2 separate regions of the Homo sapiens genome follow, and region 1 is linked to region 2. A link is an interaction called in ENCODE POLR2A ChIA-PET data of the cell type or tissue named here. Cell type or tissue: HepG2. All regions are shown on one strand. Each heading gives the region's core, and the rest is flanking DNA. Links, peaks and the distances in the headings are about the cores only. Region 1 overlaps SARS1 (seryl-tRNA synthetase 1). Region 2 overlaps ELAPOR1 (endosome-lysosome associated apoptosis and autophagy regulator 1).

Evidence for each region. Peaks named below come from ENCODE experiments on the same cell type or tissue, not always from the same donor. Only the 100,000 strongest peaks of a DNase experiment are listed, where the experiment ranks them.
Region 1: POLR2A ChIA-PET joins it to region 2 with 6 read pairs; 2 of 35 experiments call an interaction of 5 or more read pairs at or near these places.

What each region holds. Positions count from the first base shown.
Region 1 is chr1:109,230,720-109,245,755 of GRCh38, forward strand. It overlaps SARS1 (seryl-tRNA synthetase 1), which reads left to right. Exons shown (of 11, transcript NM_006513.4): 5 at 159-302; 6 at 912-1,067; 7 at 4,491-4,712; 8 at 5,258-5,387; 9 at 5,672-5,829; 10 at 6,525-6,654; 11 at 7,012-7,463. The coding sequence ends at 7,169. Among named protein-coding and RNA genes, the nearest start is that of CELSR2, 11 kb to the right of the region's middle. RefSeq lists enhancers at 1-589, 6,282-7,481, 9,422-10,117, 11,776-12,275 and silencers at 8,606-9,020, 10,128-10,422. In HepG2, for the core only: no CTCF peak of the experiment used is centred there; no DNase peak of the experiment used is centred there.
Region 2 is chr1:109,147,857-109,163,654 of GRCh38, forward strand. ELAPOR1 (endosome-lysosome associated apoptosis and autophagy regulator 1) reads left to right here. Exons shown (of 22, transcript NM_020775.5): 2 at 14,038-14,158. Among named protein-coding and RNA genes, the nearest start is that of ELAPOR1, 42 kb to the left of the region's middle. In HepG2, for the core only: no CTCF peak of the experiment used is centred there; DNase peaks (open chromatin) are centred at 2,275 and 3,485; H3K4me3 peaks cover 2,155 bases.

The DNA.
Region 1 (15,036 bases), core at 1-8,000, 83 kb after region 2:
ACTGGAGCCTGGAAGGTTGAGGCTGCAGTGAGCCAAGATTGTGCCATTGCACTCCAGCCTGGATGACGGCGTAAGACCCTGTCTCCAAAAAAAAAAAATAATTTAAAAATAATAAAATCATATGTCTTGTATGTCTCTTTCTTGCTCTGTTTCCTTAGGATGTGGACAACAAAGTAGAGAGGATTTGGGGTGATTGTACAGTCAGGAAGAAGTACTCTCATGTGGACCTGGTGGTGATGGTAGATGGCTTTGAAGGCGAAAAGGGGGCCGTGGTGGCTGGGAGTCGAGGGTACTTCTTGAAGGTAAGAGCTGGGAACCAGTGAGGATAGGATTATGAAAAAGAAACAAAATATATATATATATATTTTTTTTTTTTTTTGTAGAGAAACATAATCTGTTTAAAGAGGCCCACAGATCTACCAGTTGTACTTGCCTTTCTGCAAATGTATTGGCAATTAGATGCAATTCTCTTTCTAAAGCAAGAGAGGGCTTATCAGGATTCCGTAGAACAAAAGCCACTAAGTGGTCCTCCATAATGAATGTCTGTTTTGCTGACTGAATCAGAACAGTCTCTGCCTTTAAGTAGCTCAGTATAATTGGACAGTCAGACAAGTAACAAAGAATCAAAATCCACTGTCATAAGCTCTGTGGTTTGTGTAGGCCCAAAGTGCTTTGAGAACATCAGGATAATTCTCTTAACGGTGTGCCTGGATGATTTGCTGGGCTTCAGTGTTCAGAACGAATCTCAAGGTTCAGAATGTCAGTTGCTGGGATCTGTGGTCTTTTCTTGGCCTCCTGCTTGCCCCTCGGTAGTCCTGTTCTCTTGGCCCAGGTGCCTTTAGGTGTCAGTTCTAGCTGAACATGATGGTGACAAGACCCAATCACATAGTACTGTGTCTCTGCTCCTCTAGGGGGTCCTGGTGTTCCTGGAACAGGCTCTCATCCAGTATGCCCTTCGCACCTTGGGAAGTCGGGGCTACATTCCCATTTATACCCCCTTTTTCATGAGGAAGGAGGTCATGCAGGAGGTGGCACAGCTCAGCCAGTTTGATGAAGAACTTTATAAGGTGAGTAGCCTGGGTCAGGTGACAGAATGACTTCTTAAGTTATGTAGCTTAACTTCAGTGATGCAGAGTGGTGCTGTCCAATAGGACTTTCTGCGATGATGGAAACGTTCTCTCTCTGTGACTCTTGAGCACTTAAAATGTGGGTGGTGCAATGGAGGAAGCACATTTTTTATTTTAATTAATTTTAACTTAAACATGTAGCTAATGACTGCCATATTAGACAGTGCAGCTGCAGAGCCTCTTTTACCTTTCCCTGGGTAATCTGTATGATGTATCTAAATCAAGCATACTTGAACACCATGAGCTTAGAAAAGAAGCCCATTCCTTGGGTGCTTGGACAAAAGGAAATTACAGTGGTGGCACTGATCTCCTAGCCTGCTTCCCATGTCCTCCCACTCCTAACCCCAGACTGGAAGCTTCCACAGGGTGAGACATACTTGCCTTGGGATGGAGGTGGCTTCCAGTTTGTGGCTCCTTCTCAACCATGGACCATGTCAGGGAGAGCCAGACAATTCAAGTCAAGGTTCAGAAGGTCATTCTGATCAACTGGCTCTAACACCAATAACAGCACCCCACTCTGTGTTCAGCACTCAAGATTTCTAGAGCGTCTCTGCTAACAGCTGTCCAATGCAGCAGTGTCTACTATTCATTTGTCCCTCCCTTTCAACTCTTCTGTCAGAAATAGGGACTTAGTTCCTACTGGCTTATTTCCTCTCCAGACAGTGGAGGTAGAGTTAGACAACTGCTGTTGGACTCATCTAATTTATATAGGGAGATAGTTCAATAATTAGAACGATCTTTCCATTGTTTCTGTTGATGAGGTAAAAGTTAAGTTTTCATTCAAGACGCACTGGGAAACAAAGTGCTCTCCCTAAACCCTGAGCATCAGTATAACCTTGACCTCCTCTCTTCTTTCTTTTAATGAAGGGAGGAATGTGTTCCTTTACTCGCTAAAACCTGTTTTACCTTTTCTTTCTTTTTCTAATTTCAACCCCTAAGATTAGATAATCACTAACAGAACATTAGAAATATCCGCTGCAGGTAACAGTAGGGAGAAACCTATGTGGAGTATTATGGAAACTGTTAGGTAGCTGGTGCTCTCTGAGTCCTGCAATCTCCGTCTCTTATCCAGACGCTTCTTGGACCCACAGGCAGGAAGAATCACAGGTTTCATAGTGAAGAATTTTGGCTGGCACTTCTTGTCTGATAAAAACCTCAGTTCTGTAAGAATGAATATATCGCTGCCTAATAGAACTTTCTGCACTGATGGAAATGTTCTAAGTCTGCATGATCCAGCATGGCAACCATCAGCCATATGTGACTTGAGCACTGAAAACGTGGCTGATGCAACCGAGGAACTAAATTTTAATTTAATTTAATTTTTTTTTTTTAATTAATTTCCTATGTAGAGACAGGGTCTCACTATGTTGCCCAAACTGATTTCAAACTCCTGGGCTCAAACAATCCATCCGCCTCAGCCTTCCAAACTGTTGGGATTACAGGTGTGAGCCACTATGCCCAGCCCAATTTAATTTAAATAGTCATGTGTGGCTGGCTATACCATATTAGGCTGCACAGCCCTAGAGCTTTCGTATGTTGTATGTGAATGGCCCCACAGTGGCTAAATTCCTACTGCCAGGTAGCAAGGTAGTTTTCCAGGCCTCTAAACACTGATCCAGGGGAACCTTTCTTCCTTACTTTTTTTTTTTTTAATTAAAATGCTGCTACATAACAAAATTTAGAAATGGCAGAGGGAATTATCTGCTTTCCCATTGACCTAATATAACAATTGTCATCTTAAAATATTCATGTTGGGATTTTTTTCATATATATGTTGTTTTCACATACTTATAATTGCCATGTACATAAATTGCCTTTTAACTTAGCATTATTTTTAATTTTTATTTTTATTTATTTATTCATTTTTTGAGACAGAGTCTCACTCTGTTACCCAGGCTGGAGTGCAGTGGCACGATCTTGGCTCACTGCAACCTCTGCCTCCTGGGTTCAAGTGATTCTCATGCCTCAGCCTCCCGAGTAGCTGGGATTACAGGCGTCGCCACCACACCTGGCTAATTTTTTTTTTTTTTTTTTTTTTTTTGAGACGGTATCTCACTCTTTCACCCAGGCTAAAGTGAAGTGGCATGATCTCGGCTCATTGCAACCTCTACGCACCGAGTTCAAGGGATTATCCTGCCTCAGCCTGTTGAGTAGCTGGGACTACAGGCATCCACCACCATGCCCGACTAATTTTTTTTTTTTTTGTATTTTTAGTAGAGATGGGGTTTTGTCATGTTGGCCAGGCTGGTCTCGAGCTCCTGACCTCAGGTGAACCACCCGCCTTGGCCTCCCAAAGTGCTAGGATTACAGGCATGAGCCATTACGCCTGGCCACACCTGGCTAATTTTTGTATGTTTAGTAGAGACGGGGTTTCACCAAGTTGTCCAGGCTGGTCTTGAACTCCTGACCTCAAGTGATCTGCCTGCCTAGGCCTCCCAAAGTGCTGGGATTACAGGCATGAGCCACCGTGCCTGGCCACCTTTTTATGTATCATTATATCAAAAGTATTTTTCTGTGTTACTGCATGGTCTTCATTTTTATGGTTGTATAATATTACATAAATAATGTTACAGTGAACTTTGTCCTGTCTGAACTTTTTTTTTTTTGCATTATTTTCTTCAGTTGAACAGCAAAGTATATTCTTTAAGGATCATAACCACTAACCTGTAAGCACCAAGAAAGCAGAGACTGGTGTCCCTTTTTGCTCCACATTGGTGTTTAGTAAACGTCTCACAAGGATTAATGTATGTGGCTACCAGCACAGGTTTATTGCATACCTGCCAGCATTGACCATTATTCATCATGGATGAGTTTTCTGTATTAGATAAGTGGAAAATAGCTGGGCACAGTGGCTCACGCCTGTAACCCCAGCACTTTGGGAGGCTGAGGCAGGTGGATCACCTGAGGTCAGGAGTTCGAGATCAGCTTGGCCAACATGGTGAAACCTTGTCTCTACTAACAATACAAAAATTAGCTGAGCGTGGTGGCGCGTGCCTGTAATCCCAGCTACTCAGGAGGCTGAGGTGGGAGAGTCGCTTGAACCTGGGAGGTGGAGGTTGCAGTGAGCCGAGATTGTGCCACTGCACTCCAGTCTGGGCAGCAGAGTGAGGCTCTGTCTCAAAAGCAAAAAAAAGATAAGTGGAAAATATTCTTTCCTCTTAATTTACATTTCTTTGATCTCTGTCAGGGACCCCATTTTGGACTGACCCATTCCTTTATCTTTTTAGTATTCTCTCCCCACTCCCAGGCAGGGATTAAAGGAAATTTTTCCTGCACTATTATTGATCTCTTTCTTGTGGTTTCTTATTCTAGCCAAGGTCCTCCCCACTTCCTCTTAACTGGTATAGCTCCTTCCTTCCACAGGTGATTGGCAAAGGCAGTGAAAAGTCTGATGACAACTCCTATGATGAGAAGTACCTGATTGCCACCTCAGAGCAGCCCATTGCTGCCCTGCACCGGGATGAGTGGCTCCGGCCGGAGGACCTGCCCATCAAGTATGCTGGCCTGTCTACCTGCTTCCGTCAGGAGGTGGGCTCCCATGGCCGTGACACCCGTGGCATCTTCCGAGTCCATCAGTTTGAGAAGGTGAGTAGATGGGTCAGGGTAAGGAGTGGAACTTTCTCTGTCTCCAGAATGGTTAGATGAGAGATAGGATCTGTGTTGCTGAGGCCCATCCTGGCTCCAGCTTTTCCTCTCATTGCTTACCTCTGTGTTTCTGGGGAAGTGCATGGTGGAGTGGCGTGGATTATGGACCCTGAAACCAGGCTGCGGCTTTACCACTCACCAGCTGTGTAACATTGGGCATAATGCATAAGCCCCCAGTGCTCCATTTCTGCCTTTGTATGAGGAGGATAACAGTAACAGTGCCTGCCTCACCAGGCCTATTGTGGCCTATTGTGAGGATTATCCCAGTCACTATATGTAAAGCACTCAGAACAGGGGCTGGCATGCATACGGGAAGCTCGCACCATAAGCATTTGCTCTTGTGGTCCAGTCCCAGTTGCTGGGGGCCCAGACTTGCCTGCCTCCCAGTGGTGTGGAAACAGGTCTTCATGGCAAGGATGTCTCCCACTTCAGTCCTTTATTCACCCTATACCGCTGTCACCGTTTCCTTGGGTCCCTCTCTGCAGATTGAACAGTTTGTGTACTCATCACCCCATGACAACAAGTCATGGGAGATGTTTGAAGAGATGATTACCACCGCAGAGGAGTTCTACCAGTCCCTGGGGATTCCTTACCACATTGTGAATATTGTCTCAGGTATGGGACCCAGCCTCTTCTCAGCCTCCCTTTCCTGTAATCCCAGACGCCACCCTTACCAGCTGAGCTGCCACACAGAGAAACAGCTCACAATTCAACTCATTGCCCACATTAATTAAAATATTACACTCTTCTCACTTGGGAGTATTTGGTGTTAAGAATATCTGGGTGTGATTTCACCTCTGGAGACAGGACATGAATTAAAGAATTCTTCAGGCTTGCTAAAGGTTAGCCTTCTGAAATACCATCCCTCCTTCATGAATTCTAGGGGTTTTTCCTTACAGGTTCTTTGAATCATGCTGCCAGTAAGAAGCTTGACCTGGAGGCCTGGTTTCCGGGCTCAGGAGCCTTCCGTGAGTTGGTCTCCTGTTCTAATTGCACGGATTACCAGGCTCGCCGGCTTCGAATCCGATATGGGCAAACCAAGAAGATGATGGACAAGGTAGATGGCCCCCAGGGAGGTGGGAAGCAGAGTCTTCAGTACACGGCCCGTCCGAATTATTTCTCAGCCTTTGGGGTGCACTGGTCCCCAGCATCATGGGAAAATCTGAGCTTCTCAATCTAGACCAAAAAGGGAATCTGAAAATGCCTTCTACTGAGTCAGGACTGAGTTCTTTTAGCTAGAAACCTGAATCTAGCTCTCTTCTATAAGGTAATTCTAGCTTTTCTCTTTCTGGCTTTGTTTTTCTTAACTCCAGAGAAAGAATAATCTCCATTTATCTACACAGAACAAGTTGGAGGCTTCCCTCTTCTCACCCAAGAAGGTCTGGGTTGTAAGCTGCTCTCTTCAAACCCAATTTTCAGGCCCTACTCTTTTCCAAGTCAGGTGCTTGAAAGGGGTGAAAAGGAAAGGCCACAATAGTAGTTTCTTCCTTCCCTCAAAGGGCCCAACTCTCAGAATACCAGAAGCTACCACTTGTCACTCATCGAAACATGAGGGATCTTTCTGCAGTTATCTAATAGGCAATAAATACCAAATAATTCAAATTTAGAAAAAAGTTGCTAAGGGGTAGAACCCATCATTTTGATTTGGACAGTTGTGGTTGGGGAAGTCTGGTTGAATGGATGGTTCCTGGCCGTCAGTAAGACCCGATGAGAGTTGAGCCCGACTTCCCCTCTGGGACCCTGTCTTCCCAGGTGGAGTTTGTCCATATGCTCAATGCTACCATGTGCGCCACTACCCGTACCATCTGCGCCATCCTGGAGAACTACCAGACAGAGAAGGGCATCACTGTGCCTGAGAAATTGAAGGAGTTCATGCCGCCAGGTAAAACTCCCAGCTCATCTCATCGTTCTCCTCTTTTCTGTCTTCACACTCTTCTAAATAGCAGTCCCCTTTCAGGATATACCAGGTTTTTTTGTTCAGACACAGCCCCTGAAACTCTGTCTGCCCTCTCGGGCTGGGCAGGGCAGGGGGCCTGGTTGAGAAAGTAGCCAGTGCAGGTATGATGTTGAAATGCTGCTAAAATTCAGACTAGGGAAGAAAAGAATAAAGGAAACCAGTGCCTATCAAAGGGACCCCTCTGTTCAAAGGGATCATTGTCTTGTTGAATTCTCCCCAGAGGTCTTAGGGCTTTGACTCACTGAGAAACAACAGGTCATTTGGTTGGCTCTTCCCTCCCAGGACTGCAAGAACTGATCCCCTTTGTGAAGCCTGCGCCCATTGAGCAGGAGCCATCAAAGAAGCAGAAGAAGCAACATGAGGGCAGCAAAAAGAAAGCAGCAGCAAGAGACGTCACCCTAGAAAACAGGCTGCAGAACATGGAGGTCACCGATGCTTGAACATTCCTGCCTCCCTATTTGCCAGGCTTTCATTTCTGTCTGCTGAGATCTCAGAGCCTGCCCAACAGCAGGGAAGCCAAGCACCCATTCATCCCCCTGCCCCCATCTGACTGCGTAGCTGAGAGGGGAACAGTGCCATGTACCACACAGATGTTCCTGTCTCCTCGCATGGGCATAGGGACCCATCATTGATGACTGATGAAACCATGTAATAAAGCATCTCTGGGGAGGGCTTAGGACTCTTCCTCAGTCTTCTTCCCCGGGCTTGAACCCCGCCTCTGAGGTTCTCCCTGATATACACTTCTGCTTTTCCTTCCAAATTAGGCTGCTCCCTCCAGTTAGCAAGTCACAGAGCCTTTGAACAGGTAAGCGAAGGGAGGGGTACACTTAGAAAAAGCTCAAGGGGAAGGTGGAAGATGGAGTCTGAATCACAAAAGCTTGCAGGGCAAGGGCCAGGATCCTCCTTTACAAATATATTCCTGCTTGAAATCATTGAGGTAGGACTAGCTTAGAGACCAGAACTGTTTTAAAAGCCTCTTAGCACTTCTGTTCCCTACAAAGGACTCTGTGGAAAGCGAGAGGCTGTATTTAATCCAGAAGAGCCCCTAGCTTCTATGCCTAGCATGGGTTGGGGACTTATTAACAGCAGTTTCTCTCGTTACAGCCATCCCCACATGGGGAGACCAACTGCATACCAACTTGCTGCTGCACCTCCAAAGGATTGGGATAGCCAGCAGGGCAGAGGAGAGGAGAAAATGTTGTAGCCCCTTTGTGGAGCTCCCACTGTTGCCCTAATAGCCAGTTCCTTTCTCAGGGGAGGCTGATGTTCAGGCTGTTTATTTACCTGCTGCCTTTCATCTGCAATCTACAAACCCTTTACTTTAATAACAGCTTCTGTTAGTTTAGTGCCTCTCTCCTAGGAGGTTAAAATACTCCCTATAGATGATCTCTTTTATCTTTGTGATGGTCCCAGAAGGTAGGGTGGGGACATGATTATATGATTATGCTTATTCCATCCTTTGGAAGACAGAAATACAAGGACGGTAAGGGAGATGAGACAACGTGGCCTGATGGAGGTCGGAAGTCCTGACTCCTCGGCAGTGCTTTATGTTTCTTTGGGAGGTTGAGAGCTGGAATGTGAACTGGGCTGTCACTTAGGAGCCTTTATCTCACCTCAGCTTCCTTAGTCCCTGAGCAGCGACTTGGGCCTGCTGGAGCATAGTACCAAGGAAAGGGGCCATGTGCTCCATTTTCCACTGGGGGCTTGAGATTGATCCTATTAATCTTGCTGCTGGAAACCCTGTCAAAACTGAGGTAGGTGCGTGAAGGGGTGACAGTGGCTCTCTTGTCTTGCCTGGCTATGCCAGCTGGGGGCCCACAGGCAGACCCGCCTGGGCCGTAGCCCATTGCCCCAGCTCTGGGATAACAAAGCCGGGACAAGGGGACAAAGAGCAAGCTGCTCCCATTTGTAATTCAGAAGGACCAGAAACTCACATTTCCTGTGGCCTCAACTATTTGGTTTGAAGAAAGGCAGCGTACACAGTGTGCAGGAGGCTAGTTTTGCCCCACCCCCTATACCATTCCAGAAGCCCACTGGGAACTCTCACAGGGCCCTGAACGCCCCTGCTCTGCCTTAGCTCTGTCTTAGAAGTCCCTACAGCTGCCTGCACCACTCCCCACGCCTACCTGCTTAGGCTCCTGGTGCCTGTCACCTTCCTACCAGTAGGAGGCTCTGCTTTTTGCCATGGCCCTGAGAGCTCTGTGGGAGGGCAGAAGCTGGGGCTTTGAGTCCCTGAGGACCCAGCTGACTTACCTGCTGGAGCTGGCTGCCTGGACTCTCAGCTGCTTTGTGCAGAGAGACCCTCCTGCCTTGGGCAGCCCAGCTTTCCCTGCCAGCCTTCCTCCTGCCCGTGTAGGGACTGGTGTAGGAGCCTGGCTAGGAAGATGGCTGTATGGACAAACTGGCTTGTTAGCAGAAAGTAACTATAAGGGACCCCATGCTTCCAGAAGCCAGAGGAGAGGAAGTCAATGGTAGTGAAGGCAAGGATGACTGTGGCTGAGGTCCCTCCCCACAGGTCATACCCAAGAGCACAACAGCAGGAGGGCACACACGGTCACCGAGTGCTTACCTTGTGCCAGGCACCATTAGGAGCAGGGTTTACAGAAAGAAGGTAACACAGTTCCTGCTCACAAATAACTGTTGGGAAAGGTGTGGTTCGCCTTCCTTCAGAGAGGGAAAACCAGACACTCTCCCTCCCTGAGGCAGTGGGATGGGGCTGATGCAAGCTTCATTTAGGAGGGGCCGACCCACCTGGAAGCCGAGCAGTTGGGAACAGGCCCAATAGCCTTGACTCCACCCTGGTAGTTGCCTCCGCATCCCACGCCTGATGCCCTCATCTCTGGCACCTTGACCTGCCCCATCTCCAACCTCAGCTACCCAGGTTACCTCAGTTAGCAAACACCCTCCAGAGGCCTAGTGGAGTGAGTCAGAGCCCTGGGTCCCTCACCAACCCTGGGTTCCCACACCCAGGTATTCAGGGCCCAAGATGCAGGTCTGGGTGCTTTAGGCAGGGAGTGAGGAAACACTGGGACCAACAGTCTGGCCTCTCCACCAAGAGAGACAACCATAAGCCAGACTTCTAGAAACTCTAAAGAGGCTGGTAACTGGGGACCCAACGTAAGGCCGAGGGACCTGCCTGCGCTCACAGTCCAGGCTGGGCAGGGCAGCTCATTAGCCAAACACTGAAACCTCACTCCTGGGAACCAACATTCTCCTAGCCGTCTGTCCTGCTTTTCCTCCCCTGAAGCTTTTCCGGTTTACCCCAGGTCCTGAGAATGCCTCCTCTCCCCGAGTCCCCATCCTTCCCCAGGGGGTACGCGGCGGGGGCGGCCCTGGCTGCACTCCCAGGATGAGTCTGACAGGCAGAGCTGGGATGGGCGCCAGACAAATGTACTGCGTGTCGGAGCCTGTGCCGGGATGAGGGGCCTGCCCCGCTCTCCCAGTTACCTCCCAACATGGGGTTCCCCAGCAGCTCTTCCCAGGTACAAAAGGGGAGTGCTTCCTTGCAGCCTGGACTTGGCCAGGTCCTGGTGGGGCTGATGCCTCGGCCTCTGACATTGCCCTTTTAAGAGCCCTCTCCGGCGGGGCCAACCTGTAATCCCAGCGCTTTGGGAGGCCTAGGAGGGCGGATCGCCTGAGGTCAGGAGTTCGAGACCAGCCTGGTTAACATGGTGAAACTCTGATTCTACTAAAAATACCAAAAATTAGGCGAGCATGGTGGTGCGCACCTGTAATCCCAGCTACTCAGGAGGCTGAGGCAGGAGGATCGCTTGAACCCAGGAGGCATAGGTTGCAGTGAGCCGAGATTGTGCCACTGCACTCCAGCCTGGGTGACAGAGTGAGACTCTGTCTCAAAAAAATAAAAATTAAAAAAGCCCTCCCCATGGGGGTGGGGTGGGGGTGCTGCAGGCAGGTTCATGTTGCAGAAACCCAGCAATGTGCAGCTCCCCATCCATCTGCCAGGAAAGAAGCCCTGAACTCCAGGTCTTTACCTCTCTGGGACCTTCCGGCGGAGGTAGGGTGTCCCAGCCACCTCCGAGAGAACCTCTTGTTACGGAGGGGCGGGTCCTCTTCTGCTGCTCTGACTGGCTGGTTCACAAGCCCTGCATTTTGGAGATTGGTCCCTGTCCCTCCATGGGACTTGGTTCCCTTCCCCCTACACAAACCTGCTGTCAAAATGGTCTGGGAGTTTATTTTCATTGGGGTGTAAATTGCTGATAAGACGGTGTGACCTTCTGGGACAAGTGGTTTTTAAACCTGAAGAAATTGAAGAATTAAGCTCCCATTTGGAATACGCTTCATCCTTGCCTCCTTCCATCTTGTCTCAGAGAAAACCTTTTTTTTTTTTTTACTCCTTCTCCAAAACCAGGTCTTATCTACTTGTGCCCTGGAACTCGCCACCATCCTGCTTCCCCTGAGTCCTTGTTCTTGAGCTAGCTCTCTGCTGAACCTCCCGCCCCACTTCCCCTCAGTCCCGACCTGCTAACATATTCCCCATCTGAAAACAGCCATCCTGCACTCCTGCCGCTCCTGTCAAATTGCGATCCCATCTGGCTCCTCTCCCTCAAAGATGAATGAACAGTGGACACTTGCAGGCTCTGTTACCTCATTAACATTCCTGGCCCTCCTTCACCCCATTCCCCTCAGAGGGAAGGTGAACTGTTCCAGAGGGAACTGCACGAGGGGACAGGAAGAAGGCCTGAATGGCTGAAGCATGAAGTAAGGGCGATACTGACTGGAGGCTGGAGATGTGGGCAGGGTCAGGAGATGGCACCTGACCCTAATGCTGGCCTCCACCTCCGCTTTCCCTGCTGCTCTGTGACCTCCACATGCAGGGCTCTCAAATCCATTCTCTCTCATCTGAGCATCTCCACCCACCCCCAGCATACACATTGGGCATCTCCTCTTAGTATTCAGGCACCCCAACACACACCTGAGACTCACCCTGGACAACTCCCTCCTCTTCATCTCCAGGGGCCAGTCTGTTTCGCAGCGCCATTGAGTCTTCATCACTCAGGTCTGCCCCCTTGACAGCCTGCTCCCTGGCCCCAGCACAGCCCTCCTCCTCCTGGACTATTACAGCGGCCTCCTTGCTAGTCTGCTGGACCTCAGTCCCTTCTTCCGGCGCAGCCTCCTCACTGTGCCAGATTAGCCTGCCAGATGGCACAGCCATGATCATTCCTCCCCTGCCAAAACACTTCAGATGGTTCCCCTCAACTTATAAGGTCCAGACTTCTCAGCTGGAGCCCCAGCTCATCAAAATGTGCCCCCAGTTCAGATTAGCGGCTCTCTGCTCCTTATTCTCACCGCCCCCTTGTTTCCTCCTGTTTCCTGGCACTGACCGTGTGTTGCACCTCTCCACGCTTGCTCACACTGTTCCCCCTGCCTGGATGCCTTTTCCTCCTGCCTATTAGTGGAATTCTTCCTTCCTCTTCAAGATAGCTCAAATGCCACTTTCTTTTTTTTTTTTTTTTTTTGAGATGGAGTTTCACTCTTGTTGCCCAGCCTGGAGTGCAATGGTGCGATCTCGGCTCACCGCAGCCTCCGCCTCCTGGGTTCAAGCGATTCTCCTGCCTCAGCCTCCCAAGTAGCTGAGATTACAGGCATACGCCATCACACCTGGCTAATTTTATATTTTTAGCAGAGACGGGGTTTCTCCATGTTGGTCAGGCTGGTCTCAAACTTCCGACCTCAGGCGATCCGCCCATCTAGGCCTCCCAAAGTGCTGGGATTATAGGCACGAGCCACTGTGCCCGGCCAAATGCCACCTTCTTTAAAAAGCCCTCCCTAACTCCTCCACCCCCACACAAAAATATTAGTGACTATTGCTCTGTGACAGCTTTTGTCTCTGTCCAAGGGACTGGCTGTCCCTTGGGGACATAGCTCATCTGTGTACCTCTCACACTTAGCCACCTACCACCGTGGCTGGAGCATGGCTCTGGCCAGACAGGGCCTCCTTCCTTGGCCTGCTCTGACAGCCTGAACAGCCACGTTATTCAGAGGGTGCTTAGGGATTTGCCGCTCGAAGCTCAGCCCCAGGTTCCATCTCTTCCTGCCCGGTGGTCAGAGGCAGTATTTTCAGCTGGATCTTAGATGGCTTTACATCTTTATGGAATGCTGGGCCTATTAAGCCACCCTTGACAAAGAACACTGGCACTGTGGGTGGAACCTATCACTAGGATAAAGCATCCAATATCATCTTTTAACAAGCGCCAAAGAAGGTCTATCTCACAGGGCTGGGACATCAAAACCTCTACCCCTGGCTGCAGCAGGCATGGGGAATGCAGTTTTGTGGTTAAAGTGAATGAGTTCAGGGCTGCCCTTAAAACAGCCTAGAGACCCAACTGGCCTACCAGATGGTGGCTCCAGGCATAAAGGGACATGTGGTCACCCCTCTCTTCCATCCATCCATCCATCCTCCATTCATGTATTCATTTTATCTTTTATCTTTTTTTTTTTTTAAGACAGTCTTGTTCTGTCACCCAGGCTGGAGTGCAGTGGAATGATCTCGGTTCACTGCAACCTCTGCCTCCTGGGTTCAAGTGATTCTCACGTCTCAGCCTCCCAAGTAGCTGGGATTATAGGCGCATGCCACCACGGCCAGCTACTTTCTGTATTTTTTGTAGAGACAGAGTTTTGCCATGTTGGCCAGGCTGGTCTCAAACTCCTGACCTCAAGTGATTCACCTGCCTTGGCCTTCCAATTTGCTGGGATTACAGGCATGAGCCACCATGCCTGGCCCATGTATTCATTTTTTGACCAATATTTTCCACGTGCCTACTGTGTGTGTCAGGCCTGTGCTAGGTGCTAGGTGATAGGCATTCAAGACATATGTGTTCTCGCTGGTCCTGGAGCTCACTGCCAGTGGGTAAGACTGATGTTAGCCAAGTGAATACTCTAATTACAAGTTGTCATATGTGCCAGGAAAGTGGGGGCATTTAAGACTGCCATGTTCAACAGCTGGAAGGAAGCCAGCATGTCCAGAACAGAGTGAAAGGGGAGGAGTGAGAAGAGGCTGGGCCACTCCACACTGGACTTTGTGGATAAATATAAGGACGCTGGATTTTATTCAAGGTACAACAGAGGCCCACGGCAGGGTTTTCAGAAGGGGAATGACATGCTCAGATCTAAGGCCGTGCAATAGTACCCTGTGAAGGATACCATTAGGTATCCTTTAATCAGATAAATGCAGAATGTGGCACTTCAATAAGAAAACTGGACTCTTCAGTCGATGTCAACAAAAAAGGAAAGAGAGAGAGAGAGAGAGAAAAAAAAAAAAAAAAGAGTGACATATGACCAAATGTAATCCACGAACTTGAAAGCAGCAGCTGTCTAAGACCTTTGGGAGACAGTAAGGAATTTGGATTGGACTGGATATTAGATGATACCAGGAATTCCCCTTCATGTTCCTGGTCGAAGCAGCAGTCCTGTGGGTGTGCAAGAAAGGGAAGAAGGGGAGGCACTTGGAAAATATTGGTCAAAAAATAAATACCTGAAATGAGGAAGGAAGGATGGATGGATGGATGGATGGATGGATGGATTGATGACTGGATGGATGGCAGAGAGGGCTGACCAGATGTCTCTTTATACCTGGAGCCACCATCTGGTAGCCCAGCTGGGTCTCTAGGCTACTCTAAGGGCAGCTCTAAACTCATTCACTTTACCCACAAAACTGCATTCCTGGCCAGGCACAGTGGCTCACACCTGTAATCCCAGTACTTTGGGATGCCGAGGCGGGCGGATCACAAGGTCAAGGGTTTGAGACCAGCCTGGCCAACATAGTGAAACCCCATCTCTACTAAAAATACAAAAAATAGCCGAGCATGGTGGTGCATGCCTGTAATCCCAGCTACTTGGGAGGCTGGGCAGGAGAATCACTTGAACCCGAGAGGCAGAGGTTGTGGTGAGCCGAGATTGTGCCACTGCACTCCAGCCTGGGCAACAGAGCAAGACTCCGTCTCAAAAAAAATTAAAAAAAAAAAATACTGCATTCCCTGACTCTCAGGAGCTGCCTGCGGAGGGGCCCAGGGCTCAGGCACCTCATTTTCCTCTCATTCTTCAAAAATTGAGAGACATAAAGCAGAGTGTCAACAATTATTGAATCCAGACACCAGGCACAGTGGCTCACATATGTAATCCCACTTGAGACCAGGATTTGAGATCAGCCTGTGCAACACAGCAAGACCCCCTCTCAAAAAAAAAAAAAAAAAAAAAAAAAAAGCTGGGCATGGGTGGCCTGCACCTGTAGTCCCAGCTAGCTACTCAGGAGGCTGAGGTGGGAGGATCACTTGGGGCTGTTCTCAAGCA
Region 2 (15,798 bases), core at 1-8,000:
TCTTGCTCTGTTGCCCAGGCTGGAGTTCAGTGGCACCATCTCGTCTCACTGCAAGCTCTGCCTCCTGGGTTCACGCCATTCTCCTACCTCAGGCTCCCAAGTAGCTGGGACTACAGGTGCCCGCCACCACGCCCGGCTAATTTTTTTTTTTTTTGTATTTTTAGTAGAGATGGGGTTTCACTGTGTTAGCCAGGATGGTCTCGATCTCCTGACCTCGTGATCCACCCGCCTCGGCCTCCCAAAGTGCTGGGATTACAGGCGTGAGCCACCGCACCTGGCCTATTTTATTATTATTTTTTTGACATGGAGTCTCATTCTGTCACACAGGCTGGAGTGCAGTGGCGCAATCTTGGCTCACTGCAACCTCCGCCTCCCAGGTTCAAGCGATTCTCCTGCCTCAGTCCCCCGAGTAGCTGGGATTACAGGCACCCACCACCACGCCTGGTTAATTTTTGTACTTTCAGTAGAGACGGGGTTTCACCATGTTGGCCAGGCTGGTCTTGAACTCCTGACCTCAGGTGATCCGCCCACCTCAGCCTCCCAAAGTGCTAGGATTACAGGCGTGAGCCACTGTGCCCAGCCAAGTCTATTATTTTAAAAAATTATCTTGGAGAATATTATTTTGAGGACTCTTGAGAACACATATGGGAACTCTCAGGGTTCTAAGGACTCCATTTGGAGAAACAGTGCTATAGGAGATTGAGTATTGCAGCTGCTCATATCTATTTGCTCCAGTAGAGTTACAGAAGCCCTGTCTGTTGAACTGGTTCTCCAGGCTAGAATTCTGTCCGCCAGGTTCTCTCCATCACAGACAGCTAACATATCCAAACAAGCAATGTCCTTGGAGAGTTTTGCATAGGCCACAACCTAGATTGCCTGGTTCTGACATGTATGATTAAAAGCTCAGGTGAAAAACATTTAATAGAACATTTTGGTCTCATTAAAAAGTGATAGAAGCACATCTTCAGAATATAACTTCATAAAGCCCTGCCTTGTAGACAGATGTGTGTGCTATATTCTTTCCTACTAGAAAGAGATTGGAATTTATAAAGGGACATTTTGTTTCTTGGTGACAAAGCCATTTCAATCCTAGGGATATTTACAACCAGTACTGAAAAACCCTCTGCACCTGAGGGACTGGCCGCAGTTACAGACTGTCATAAATGTCAGCGACCAGGGTTTCTCTTGGAGAGATTAGCTCTGGGGAGTTGCTAGGGGAGAAAAAGTGGAAAAAGGACAGGTGTTGCTCCATATGTATGAGAAGACTGGGATTAGAGAAGAGGGCGCGTCGGGCAGGCAGTAAACATGACAGGGGAAACTGAGGAGGGGCTAACTGCTGAGGATTATCACATCTAGGCCAGAAATGTCAGCGGGGCTCCTTTCTCTCAGCTGGGAGAACACGTGGGTGCTCCCTCATAAACCCTCTTCAGGCAGGGTTAGAGCAGTAGCTTTTTTTTTTTTAACCAGTTTACAAAGAGCTTGCCTAAACATAATGCCCTAATCATCCAGAGAAATCAGTGTTACTCAGTTTTGTGGGGGAGAGCTACTGAACTATTTAATCATCTTAGCAGGGTGTTACCCTCCCTGTTTATAGACAAGGGAGATTGAATGACTGTCCCCGGTCATGCAGCATGGGGTGGCAGGATAAAAGCAGGGTCTAGACCTTTTGGCTGTAATCCCAGCACCCGCACAGCTCCCGAGCTGTTCTAGGGCCACACCCTGGCCCACCATTCAGTCATTCAACAAATACTTATTGAAAGCTACTATGTCAGGTGCTGTTCTGGGTGTCTGGGCCACATCCATGGATAAAAACAAAGATCTGTGTTCTGAAGACACTTACATTTGATCTGGAATGGGGACGGGGCAGAAATAGACAATAAACACAGCAAATAGTAAAGGTATAAAGTGTGTGTTTGAAGGTGGTAAGTGCTATGGAAAAAAATTCAAAGTCATCCCAGATTTGAAGGATCAATGGATCGTTGAGAGGGGGGAGCCAATTGCTATTGTCAACAGGGAGCTCGAGGTGGAAGGGATAATATTGGCAACACTTCAGGAGGCTTTTGTGAGGGCTAAAGGGGAAGAAGATGCAGGTACAGTGCCGGGCCCCGAGCCTGGCACATGGATGCTTAGAGGTGCTCACTAGGGTGGCTGTTATTACTGCCGCAGTCCTGTCTCCCTCACGGGACTGGTCAGTGTTTTCCAAGAACCCTCATGCCAAGGTTCAGCCTAAAATAGACAGGCAGCTTAAATTACTCACAGACTGGACAACGTGGTCAAGGTCCTGCCTGGCCCAGAGCGTGGTGATACAAACTACCCCAGGTCCGTGTGGAGGCCACTGTCTGCTTTGTGTGATATGTCCATAGCTAAGCCAGTGGGGTAGGCCCTGCCAGGGGGACCAGTTGCTGTCTCTGCGGTTTATGATCAAAATAGAAGCTGGAAAGCCAGAGTAGAATAGAGCAATGCTGAAAGAAAGGGCAGTGTAAGGCCAGGGTTCCCCCAGACTCCTGTAGACTGGGAGCCCCTGCACCCCAGCACTGTGTTGCTAGGCGACGGTCCAGGGATTGAGGACGGCCAGCAAAGGCCGGCAGGACTGGGGTCCATTTGCTTCTTCGACTGCTGCTGGGTCTGGTGCTTGCTCTGGGGGAGAGGAGGTCTTAATTGTAGGCAGAGGAAGCAACTAATTACGTGGGATGACTAAAGTCACCCTTGACCCTATGCGTCTGCCTCGGTGTCTGCAGTTTTACCTTTAGCAACTCGTTCAAGTCAAGACTCTGGCATCCTAACATTTTTGGTGTGTGAAATTTTTGGTTCAAACAAAATTTTAACTTAGAAGCATGAACAAGAAAAAGATATTTTAAAATATTGCTCCATTAATGGGGGACTCTCTACTTCCCCCTTCGAAGGGGCTGGCTTTCTTCTAAAACCCTAGACTCTGGAGCATAATTTGAAAATCAGTGGGTTAAAGTATTGCAGCCACCCTGTTAAAAAGTAAACAGCCTTGGTTTGATAAAATATTAAGCTATTTTAAAATTACTGATACATGATGGCAGGTGGCAATGTTTTCCTGTGTAGGGAGGAGGAGGGGGATAATAGACTCCTTAGAGGATCTGAAGTCATACAATGGACCCACTGCCCAGAAAAATGCACATATCTGAAATTCTGCATCTGGCCGTATATGGGCAATGATCCATGGGCCATAGGTTAAGGACCCCTGTCTTGTGGGATATTTGTTTATGTGATTTACTTTCAAATGGGGTAAATATTTAAGGCTTGGAGCACAGAAGAATGAGTTTTGAAAAGGGGAGGAAGGAGAAGAAGAGCTAGAGAATCAGGATCTTGGTGGTAGAGGCCAGGAATGTGTGTTTTTAACATGATCTCCAGGCAGTTTTGATCAGACAAACATAGGCCTCAGAGGTCTAGAGCTGGTGCACCCAGGCCCTATTGAGTCAGCAGTCCTAAGGGAGTGGGAGGAGGGAGGGAGGGAGGAGCCCAGCTGCCTTTCCCAGGCTTCAGTGTGACCAGCTGGAGAACAATGGGAAACGTCCTCTTCCCTCAGCCCTCCTCTTCACAATGGGACACAGTGAGGTCGCAGTGCCCCTGAGCCTCAACCAGTCCATCCACCCAAAGCCTGAGCAGAGGAACTCTGAAGCAAAAAGTACAGAAACCAGGAGTTCACAAAACACCCGCAAGGGCTGGGCCTGAGAGAAAGTCTCATCTGGGGAACTCATGTTCCAAATTCTGACATTTCTCCATGGTTTTCCATGTTCCTATGCTAAGTGGAATTCATTGGTACTTCCCAGCAAAGGGCTAGTCTCTCCCTAACAGTCAGGGAACTTTTAGAGTTTGTCAGAAGTAACACAGAGCTTCCATTAATTTGGGGTTGATTAATGGAATCTGTTCTGGTCTGGGTCAGGTACTTTCCAGGCAAAGAAGCATTTGTAACTAAGTCAACAACTACCTATTGACTCTGCTATACCCAGCTCCAGGGCATTTGCCTGGCGACCCCAGCCTCATCCTTTTTTTTTTTTTTTTTTTGAGGCAGTGTCTCACTCTGCCACCCAGGCTGGAGTACAGTGGCATGATCACGGCTCACTGCAGCCTCCACTTCCCAGGCTCAATCAATCCTTCCACCTCAGCCTCTCAGGTAGCTGGGACTACAGGCACGTGCCACCACACCTAGCTAATTTTTATATTTTTTTGTAGAGCAGGGTTTTGCCATATTGCCCAGGCTGGTCTTGAACTCCTGGCCTCAAGCAATCCTTCTGCCCTGGCCTCCCAAAGTGTTGGGATTACAGGCGTGAGCCACTGCGCCCCGCTGCTAATTTTGACATTCTCCCCGAAGAATCTGCTTTTTAGGGACTATGAGAGGAGAAGAGAAACTTCTCTTCTGAAAGCAGATCCTTTGGGAACAAGGGAAGAAGTGGCCTCCTCCAGACCCCAAGGCATCCAGTCTAAAGTTGGCTCCAGACAAAACCCAGGTTTACTTAAGAACCTGTTTCTTGACACAGATCCTGTCCCAGCCAAGACAAACCCAAGTCATGTTGATCTTCTGCTTCCTTTCCTACTTGTGACTTTATGCAGCAGTGGTTTTTAGACTCAGAATGTGAGACACCTGCTTGGCTCTGTCTTTTCTCTCTGGGAGGTAGGGGAGGTAGGGAAGTTGTTCCCTTTTTCCCAATAGTCTTTGGGTAGTTATTCTTAGCCCTGTTAATGTTTTACTCAAATATAGCCATTTATCAAAATTGTGGAGTTAATATTTGTTCATTTCAATGTATATAAATTTTACCTTTTAAAAAAGGACCATGAGGCCGGCATGGTGGTTCACACCTGAATCCCAGCACTTTGGGAGGCTGAGGCAGGCAGATCGCTTTGAGCTCAGGAGTTCAAGACCAGCCTGGGCAACATGGCAAAACCCCATCTCTATTAAAAATACAAAAAAATTAGCCAGGCATGGTGGTGCATGCCTGTAATCCCAGCTATTCGGGAGGCTGAGGTGAGAGGATGGCCTGAGTTCGGGAGTTCAAGGCTGCAGTTGCAGTGAGCCGAGATCACACCACTGCACTCCAGCCTGGGTGGTGGAGTTAGACCCTGTCTCCAAAAAAAAAAAAAAAAAGAAAGAAAAAAAGGACCACGAAAAATGAAAAATGACAGTCTCATGTGGGGAGGAGCAGGTGGAGGCAGATGTAGTGGGGTAGAGATAGATAAAGAACGGCAGAAATTGGTGAGTATTGAAGTTGGGCAATGAGATGGGGCTCATTGCACTGTTTTGTTTTTTTAATATATATTTGAAATAATGTATTTCAAATTTGCCATAATAGGTTTTATAAATTTACCACATCAAAAAGTAAAAGTGGAAGAAAAGACTTAGGGATGTCTGTTTTCTCTTAGAAATCTCTTGATCAACAATCTCAAAGAAACTCATACTCTTTAACCTAGTAATTCCACTTCTGGGAATTTATCTAAAGGAAATAATTAGAGATACAAAGAAAGTGTCATTGCAATATTATTTAAAATAAGGAAAAATGGAACACAACTCCAGGTCCAACAATAGGGGAATGGTGAAAGAAACTGTGATGCGGCCATTAAGGACATGGGAAAGTGCTTTTGACCTAAAATTAAATGGAAAAAAGTCAGAAAACAAAACTATATACCATATGATCTTCATTTGCATGTGTACATGCATGTATAGAATCAGAATCTGGAAAGAAATACAGCAAAATGTTAAAAGTAGTTATCTCTGTTTGGTGGACTTGTGGCAGGTGTTTTGTTTTGTTTTGTTTTGTTTTGTTTTGTTTTGTTTTGAGACAGAGTCTCGCTCTGTTGCCCAGGCTGGAGTGCAATGGTGCGGTCTCGGTTCACTGCAACCTCTGCCTCCTGGGTTCAAGCGATTCTCCTGTTTGGGATTACAGGTGCCTGCCACCATGCCAGGCTAATTTTTGTATTTTTTAGTAGAGACGGGGTTTCACCATGTTGGCCAGGCTGGTCTGGAACTCCTCACCTCGATTACAGGCGTGAACCACTGTGCCCGGCCCAGATTTTTATTTTCTTTTTTATTCTAGTCTGTATTTTCATCTTTCCTGCATTTAACAGGTATTACTTTGATAATTATTTTTAACTAAGATGTGCTATTTTGAAAGAAAAGGGGCCGGGTGCTGTGGCTCATGCCTGTAATCCCAGCAGTTTGGGAGGCCGAGGCGGGCGGATCACCTGAGGTCGGGAGTTTGAGATCAGCCTGACCAACATGGAGAAACCCCGTCTCTACTAAAAATACAAAATTAGCTGGGCATGGTGGTGCATGCCTGTAATCCCAGCTACTCGGGAGGTTGAGGCAGGAGAATTGCTTGAACCTGGGAGGCGGAGGTTGCAGTGAGCCAAGATTGCACCACTGCACTCCAGCCTGGGCAACAAGAGCGAAACTCCGTCTCAAAAAAAAAAAAAAAAAAAAAAGAAAAGGGGAAAAAGATGGAAGTAAGGACAGATTTCCATATCAGTACCCGTACAAAATAATAAGTTCTTGGAACTGGAAGGAATCTTAGAAGTTGTCTAATCTTAGAAGTTCAACTGTCTCATTTTACAGATGAGGAGACTGAGGGTAGAATGAATCGAATGACCACCAAGGTCTTTTGTTCCTCGTCTCAGAGACTGTTTGTTTTACTTCACCACTAGCCCTCGTATCCCCTGAGGACCTTCGCAGCCTGGGGAGTGCCCATTGTTAATCCCTGGAGGCCCCATTTGAGGGGCTTTCCAGACAGTCTGGGCCATCCGTTGCAGTCATCATTGGCCAGCTGGGCTGGAGAAGTGCCCTGGCAGGAAGAAGAAGGCTGGTAGAACAGTAGACCTCACTGCCACCTGGTCACCTTGTGCTTCTCCCTTGGAGTGTTCTGACCAGTCATCCGTGTCTTCTTAGCTCTGCTGTTGCAGGGGTTATTTCGAAGCAACTAGGGTAAATGTCTGGGGGAGCTGGCTTGTCCTGGCTTTCAAACCACCATCACTTGGAAGAGAAATGATGTGGTTTAATGGTTAGTCAGATCGGAGTTAGAGATGTGTTACTGTCTTTGCCACAGTCCTTAGACACCAAGACCCTGCTCCGGAGAAATGGGGGCAAGCAACAGCTTGCAATGGCAACTAAACCTCTTTGGGATGTGTGTTTATGTGTGTTTATATCTCCTCCCCGTCCCATCCTTGCTAGCACACTCCCCACCACATACACATAAAAGCTCTAGAAATCAACAGGTTTTAAACACCACTGCTTCACCAGAACCTAGCACATAACAGGCCCTCAGTACGTGCTTGTTGAATGTGGGATGAGTGAACATCATTATATATATATATTTTTTTGAGACGGAGGCTCACTCTGTGGCCCAGGCTAGAGTGCAGTGGCGCATCTCTGCTCACTGCAAGCTCCGCCTCCCGGGTTCACGCCATTCTCCTGCCTCAGCCTCCTGAGTAGCTGGGACTACAGGCACCCACCATCACGCCCGGCTAATTTTTTTCTGTTTTTTTAATAGAGACGGGGTTTCACCGTGTTAGCCAGGATGGTCTCGATCTCCTGACCTCGTGATCCACTCGCCTTGGCCTCCCAAAGTGCTGGGATTACAGGCGTGAGCCACCAAGCCCGGCCGTGAACATCATTTTCTTAGAATGTAGAAGAACAGACATATTCCAAGTTAACAATGTCTTCTGAGATATTGTTCCTGAGCTATATAAACATTTTATATTTTATAATAAAATAAAAAATAAAATATATTCTGAGACATTTAAACATTTTAATTCTAAAAGAACAGAATGTTTGAACAAAAATTAGCACTTAATATTTATTTGCACAACTGCAATGCAATGTTTTTGAAAGCTGTCAATAGTGAACAAATAAGCGTGAGGGAACACCACAGCCCGGGTATGTCCAGTGACACTGCTACAATGTGCACTCTGCCTGCTGCCTTCCACTCCTCCCTCTTTGTATTTCTGAGTTTGGCCAATCATTTGGATGGTGATTAAAATATTTTTGGACGGGTGTGGTGACTCACACTTGTAATTCCAGCACTTTGTGAGGCCAAAGTGGAAGGATTGCTTGAGTCCAGGAGTTCAAGACCAGTCTTAGCCACATAGCAAGACCCCATCTCTGCAAAAAAATTTTTTTAATTAGCCAGATACAGTGGTGCACACCTGTAGTCCCAGCTACTCAAGAGGCTGAGGAGGGAGAATCACTTGAGCCTGGGAGGTTGAGGCTGCAGTGAGCTGTGATTGCACCACTGCACTCAAGCCTGGGCAACAGAGTAAGACACCATCTCTAAATATATATAGATTTATATTTTATAAAAATATTTTTTATTTTGGAGATATTTCTCAAATTTAGACTATCAGATCATCAGACTTTTACCTTCTAGAGTACTCAATAGAATAACTCAGAGGTTAGGCATGTTCTCTAGGATCTGTGGTATCACCTATTTAAAAAAAAAATAAAATTGTGGTAAAATACACATAATGAAATTTACCAGCTTAACCATTTTTAAGTCTACGGTTCAGTGGCATGAAGTACATTCACACTGTTGTGCTACCATCGGCACCACCATCGTCATTATCCACAGAACTGTCTTACAAAATTGAAATGCTGTACTCATCAAACAGTAAGTCCCCATCCTGCTCCTCTAGCCCCTGACAGACACCATTCTTTCTGTCTCTATGAATTTGACTACTATGTACCTTGTATAAGTAGAATCATACAGCATTTGTCTTTATGACTGGCTTATTTCACTTGGCATGATTTTTATGTTTTTATTCTGTGGAGTTTGGTTGGGGGGCACCAAGGCCAGCCCTAGGTAGAACTGGGAAGTAAGGAGGGGCCTTATCCCCCGCTGCCCCACTTTCCTGCCCCATCCCTCCCTCAGTTCCCACCCACTTGAGGTCCCTGCTCAGTGGCTAAATGTCTTCATCCCCCTCATCCCATCTTCCACTTATCAGCAAAGAGCATCTGATTGGCCTCGTGTGGGTCATGTGTCCATCCATGGCAGAGGAAGGTGGGCCACCTCACTTGACAATCCCATCAAGACTCTGTATGTAATAAGGAGGCAATAGTTCCTCCCAGAGAGGTGCTTCTCTCAGAAGAAGGGGGGTGGACACTGGGCAGGCACAAACAATAGATGTCTTTGTTGAACCTCCAACAAGGTACAAAATGCCTTTCCGCCTTCCCATTGCACACAGCTTTGGACTTGGGTCCCTTCCCCTTGGGCCTTGTTTGCAAAATTTTTTATCTACTTGGCTTTCCTTGCAGTTTTTAGCAGCTTGAAAGCCAGTGCTGTGCCCCAGACACAGTATGTAAGTGTGACAGGAGCCTACACAGGCTGCTCTCAAACACCGGCAGCCTTGAAAACAGATTCTGGACTCAGATAGCCTGGGTCCAATCCTGGTTTGGCAGTTCCTGGCTGTGTGGCTTTGAGCAAGTGACTTTGCCTCTCAATGACTCAATTTTCCCATCTGTAAAATGGTAAAATAATTTACCATTGAATTGTTTTGGAGATTGGAAAACCTACTGTGTGATGTGCTTGACCTACATCATCTTAATCATGCTCACAGAGGGCCCTATCGCACATGGGGAAAAGGCACTCCCTCTCTGGGCAGATGCAACACCTGAATAGGGCATACCACCTAGCATGCAAGACTTGAGCTAGATTTCACCCTCCACTCATGCCCTGAGCTAGGTAACCTTATGAATAGCCTGCATAACTATACAGCAGCCCAGCCCCTCTATGATGCAGGAGTTTGTATATCCCCATTTTTCAATGAGGCAGCTATGGCTTAGGGAAGTCAAGCACCATGTGGGAAGGGGCGGTGGGATCACTTCTAATTTGCCTATTTACTTAGGGCACATGAAAGAGGCTAACCCAGTCCCTAGGACTCTCCTCCACCTGAATTGTGGACCACATCTCTGTCATCAGCTAACCAGCTTAAACCTTATTCATCTTCCACAGTGGATGGTAATGAAGTACAGCTCTAGCATCTAACCCATAGATTACCTCCAATCTCTAGTCTATAAACAGTTCCTTTTTTTATTTGAGACAGGGTCTCACTCTGTCATCTGGGCTGGAATGTAGTGGTACAATCACGGCTCACTGCAGCCTCAACCTCCCAGGCTCAGGTCATCCTCCCACCTTGGCCTGCTGAGTGGCTGGAACTACAGGCACATGCCACCACGACCGATTAATTTTTGTATGTTTAGTAGAGACGGGGTTTCACCATGATGGCCAGGCTGGTCTCAAACTCCAGACCTCAAGTAATTCGCCCACCTTGACCTCCCAAAGTGCCAGAATTACAGGTGTGAGCCACTGCGTCTGGCCTCTAAACTGTTACTTTGATAATCATTTTTAAAAGTAACAGATACTATTTTGAAAGCAAGTGGTGGGAAGGTAGAAGGAAGGACAGATTTCCATCCAGATACCATCCTGACTTGACAGTTTTCTTTTTTTTTTTTTTTTTGGTCATTTCAGCAGTCCATTCAATACCTAGACAGTAAGGACTAAAAATATTGTGAGTCTGAGTGAATTCTTCTAGAACTGAAAGATCAGTGTTACCGACAGATCAGTCAATACAGGCAAAGCATATTCCAGTTTCAGGGTTTTTTTCCTCTTCCTTCTCATGTGCCCAGGAGTATTACATGGCTGGGTGACGCTACGGAAGGATGCGCTAACTACAGTTCCCCACCCTCTCATTTCTAAACCCTTCCTTTGTTTTTCTGATGAACAGGCAGCACCCACTGCCTGCTGTGTCCCATTTAGCAGTGTAATTTGGGTGTGCGTCATAGAATTGTGCACAGGGAGGGGGAAGGAGTTACGTGCTGGATGTATATACTGAACGTGTTTATGTGCTCCTTTGTAGACCTGCACTTTATGCAAATTATATACTTTCAGACAGATCACTGAGTAAACTGAGTAACAGATCACTGAGTAAACTGTCAGGGAATTGATGTGTTTGCAGAACGCTGAATATAATTGAGGAGTCCTGCCAGTTCTATCCCTGGTTTAACTCTCTCTAAGCTTATGTCTTTTTTTTTTTTTTTTTTTAGACGGAGTCTTGCTTTTTTTGCCCAGGCTGGAGTAAAGTGGCGTGATCTTGGCTCACAGCAACCTCTGCCCCCACTCCCAGGTTCAAGCGATTCTCTTGCCTCAGCCTCCTGAGTAGCTGGGATTACAGGCGCGTGCCACCACACCTAATTTTTGTATTTTTAGTAGAGACAGAGTTTCACCATGTTGGTCAGGCTGGTCTCAAACTCCTGACCTCAGGTGATCCACCCACCTTGGCCTCCCAAAGTGCTGGGATTACAGCGTGAGCCACCGTGCCCCGCCCTAAGCTTATGTCTTGAATGGTGTGATCTCAAAGTGTAGTTCAGATTTGAAACAGGTGTATTAGAACCAGCCACCTTGAATTAATATCCCCAAGTGGCATGAAGTAAATGAGCATATATTGAAAGGGAAATTTTCTTAGGCTTGGAACCACCATTTCCTCAGCAAACCTCCCACCTGAGTGAGACCCAGGGGACATCAAATGAAAGACGATGAAAAGTAATGGATTTGGCCCATGTGCCTCTAAGAGGCCAATGCAGTCAGAATGAACTGAGATGATCTTCGAACAGATTAGATATTTTAACACCAATTCTTGGGCCTCAGAAGTGAGCCTGGCTGCTGGCACACAACCAACACTGTCATGTTTAATTTTTAGATTTGGCTGTTAAATTTGGCCCTGTGTGAGTCTGTGTTTGGTCAGAGTCTATAAGGGTGGAGGAGGATTCCTGGTGGGAAGGCCTGGTTTCTAGCTCAGTGACTTATCGGCTGCATGACTTTGGACAAGCTATCACACCACTGAGAGTCATTTTCTCATCTGTACAATGAAGGAAACAACCCCTGGTCTACTTGCCTTATAGGGAGTCGTGAAGATGAAACGAGATGGTATTTGGGAACTGTGAACACACTACACAAAAGACCAGCATGAATATGTTCAGAAGCACCACACAGTCCTTTCTGCCTTGCTCACTCAATTCTCCATTTAATTTATACACAGTGGATTTTACCCCTCATTCTTGCAGCAAAACCCTTTTGAGAGTATCATTTTAAGAAGTGGATTGACATCATATATGTATAGTTGCCCTATTTGTCCTCAGAGTCTGAGATGAGGAAAAGACAAGAATTATTGGGAAAAATAGACCCAGAGAGGGCACAAAGAATTCCCATCCTGATGTTCTTTCTTTCCTAGATGACATTGACATCTACATCCAAAGCCAAAGATTCTGGTCAAGAGTTAATCTATTGGCTGGGCATGGTGTTGCATGTAGTGGCTCCTGTAGTCTCAGCTACTTGGGAAGCTGAGGTGGGAGGATCACTTGAGCCCAGGAAGTCAAGATTACAGTGAGCCATCATCACGCCACCGCACTCCAGCCTGGGTGACAGAGCAAGAGACTGTCTAAAAAAAAAAAAAAGAAAAGAAACTACATCTTTACCATATTGCAACAAGTCTGAAATGCCACTGCTTCTAAGACACCATTTTTTTAATGTGTCATCAAGAAAGAAAAAGCTCTCTATCCCTTAAAACATAACACAATTCTTCCTTACTGTGTCAATTTTAAGACACGTCTTGATTTCATAGATGTTAGATGTGGAAAAAGCGTGCATCTTGGAATAGATGAAATGCAGTGTGTTTACCTATCCCCAAAAATAAAGCTTATTCCTTTTGATCCTGACGCATTATTAGATTAGCAAACTTCAAAACTTGTATTTTTTGTCTTAGCTCCTTGACGTTATACATGTTATGCAATCAGGCTATCACGTGGGTTAAAGGGGGACATTAATTCTATTTTTCTTATGCATACAGTAATACAAAATACCTCTGGGCTTGAATATAGTTTTAGGTAAGTGTAGATTGTAAAATACTTGTCAGAGCCAAAATCATCACTAATTCCATGGTCTGTTGTTTATTACCAGATTTAAAGGAGGAAGAAACGCTTAAGGGCATTTGGCACATCAATTGTGTTTTCTTTGTTCTGAGTGGAACTGTTTGTTGTTGTTGTTTTACTTAATGCTTGATTTGGTTGTTTTGTTGTTATTCCATTTATTTTTAGCTCAGGTAAAACAATTAAACTATGAGTTTCCCATTGCACAGACAAATTAGGGATGAACAGGCTCAAGTGAGAGCACATCACCTGCCTCGGCCAAATATATTTTCATAAAATGCAATTGGGAATTCATAGTCTTTCTGAGTGGAAAGGAGCATAAGAAACACAGGGAAATAGGGCCAGGCGTGGTGGCTCATGCCTGTAATCCCAGCATTTTGGGAGGCCAAGGCAGGTGGATCACAAAGTCAGGAGTTTGAGACCAGCATGGCTAACATGGTGAAACCCCGTCTCTACTAAAAATACAAAAATTAGCCTGGCGTGGTGGCACTCGCCTGTAGTCCCAGCTACTCGGGAGGCTGAGGCAGGAGAATCGCTTGAACCCAGGAGGCGGAGGTTACGGTGAGCCAAGATCATCCCACTGCACTCCAGCCTGGGCGACAGAGCGAGACTCCGTCTCAAAAAAAAAAAAAAAAAAAAAAAAGAAACACAGGGAAATAGAAATACATACCACTTCTGTGAGGAGCCTTTGTAAATTTTTTGTGGACTAAGGCTTCCATTTAGAACATCCTTCCATTTAGAATGTCCTCGTTCATAAATTCTACACTTTGGAATAAGAAAAATTCCACCTATTTCTAGCCTGTTCCTTAGTTACCTTTCCCACGTTCCTCTGCTCCATAAGGACACTACTTAAACATAACAACAAAGAGAGTCACACACAAAAATGATTTCTAGGGACTAGACCATGGCTGGGTGGAAGGGAATGATCCAAATCATTGTAGTTCTTGTACTCGGTTCATAATCATCAGCTCCCTGCCCGGGGTCCCAGGGCCCATTTCTGAGAGGATGAGCATCAGTAGCCATGGTGCTGGGAAGTGGGTGGGAAGCTGTTAATGTTTGATCACTGCTAATGCACATTTCGCCCACTGTTCTCTCCCCTGCAGTCTGAGTACCACTATGAGTACACGGCGTGTGACAGCACGGGTTCCAGGTGGAGGGTCGCCGTGCCGCATACCCCGGGCCTGTGCACCAGCCTGCCTGACCCCATCAAGGGCACCGAGTGCTGTAAGCAGCTATCCTGCTCAGGGCCTCCCTGTCACTCAGCTTTGGTCTCTCCCCCAAGTCTCCTGCCATCCAATCTGGGCCCTTCCTGGCAGAGCAGCTGCATTAAGGAATCAGATCTTTTCCCCAATTAGTCCCCACATCCCAGACCCTTATGAGATTTGGTGCAGAAGTATTTCATGAATGCAAACTGGATATCTGAATTTGCTTTCATTTTTTAAAGGAATTTAAATCCCATCAGTGGATACAGCATAAGCAATGCCAGCTGTGTGCACTCAGATATTCTTTTCTGTTTGCATACATTTTCATTTTTGCCTTGTATGTCTCTCCAATCTACACTCACTCACCAGCCACAATCAGTCATTAGGCAAGATTGAGATTTGCTTTCATTCTTAAAAAGGAAGTCAGAGAGGCTAAGTTTCTGCAGAGACGTCCTTTAAAATGCTCCAGGCATCACTTCAGGAGACAAGAATCTTCTTGACTGTGGGTCTGATTGTGCAATAGGAAAGGCAGTGGCTTGCCGCAGCCCCAGCACCCGCCTCTGTGACTCTGCAGTCACAACTTTTCTACAATTGGCAGCTGTTTCCCCTGCATTATTCTTTTAGGAATGCAAAGGGAATAACAAGAAAAACCAGGCACTAGATTTAAGGAATTATCTGAAGAGTTGGAAAGGAGTTTGAAGATATTTAAATTCTAAAATCAGCTTAGTACAGTGCCTGGTTGAGTAAGTGAGCAAATAAATACTTGTTAAATTAATGACTGGATATTGCTGAGACCTGAGCAGAACTGAGGTGTGACTAGTGGAAACAAATGAGCCATCTTCATTGAACTCTGCTGACTTCAGTGAGTCCCACTATGTGTTAGCACCATGATGTGCACATGCAGTGTGAACTGCAAAGACAAATAAGGCACACTCTCTGCTTTCAGAAGCTTAGGGTGGTGGAAAGTGCAGACATTCATTCATTCACTCATTGTTTCAGAAACATTCATGAAGCTCCCAGTCTGTGCCAGTCACTGAGCCAGCCATCCCCAGAGGAGCGCAGAGCCTAGTGGGTGGCAGACATATATGATATGAGAAAGAATGAGAGTTACGAATATTTAGGGATCAGGCATAGCTGGGAGGGCCACTTGAGCAAAAGTTTAGACGTGGATGAAGAGTGACACATTTGAGGAAGAGCTTGTGGTCCAGGGTAGAGGCAACACAGAGAAGGTGATGGATGGAGTTGAGGTGAAAAAAGATTTGTAGTGGGAGGTCAAGCTGGGAAGTTAGGCTGCAGGGAAATCGTGGAAAACTTTGAATGCCAGGCCAAGAGCATAATTCTAGAACCAAAAGGGAGTGCCTGTTTATTTTTAAAATAAGGAGAATAATAGTACATACGTGTTTTACTTTTTATTTTTTTAAAGACAAGGTCTCACTCTGTTTCCTAGGCTGAAGTACAGAGGTGCAATCATAGCTCTGTAGCCTCGACCTCCTGGGCTCAAGTAATTTTCCCACCTCAGCCTTTTGAGTAGCTAGGATTACAGGCACACGCGACCACTCCCAGCTAATTTAAACATTTTTTTTTTTGGTAGTGACAGGGTCTCACTGTGTTGCCCAGGTTGGCCTCAAACTCCTGGGCTCAAGTGATCCTCCTGCCTTGGTC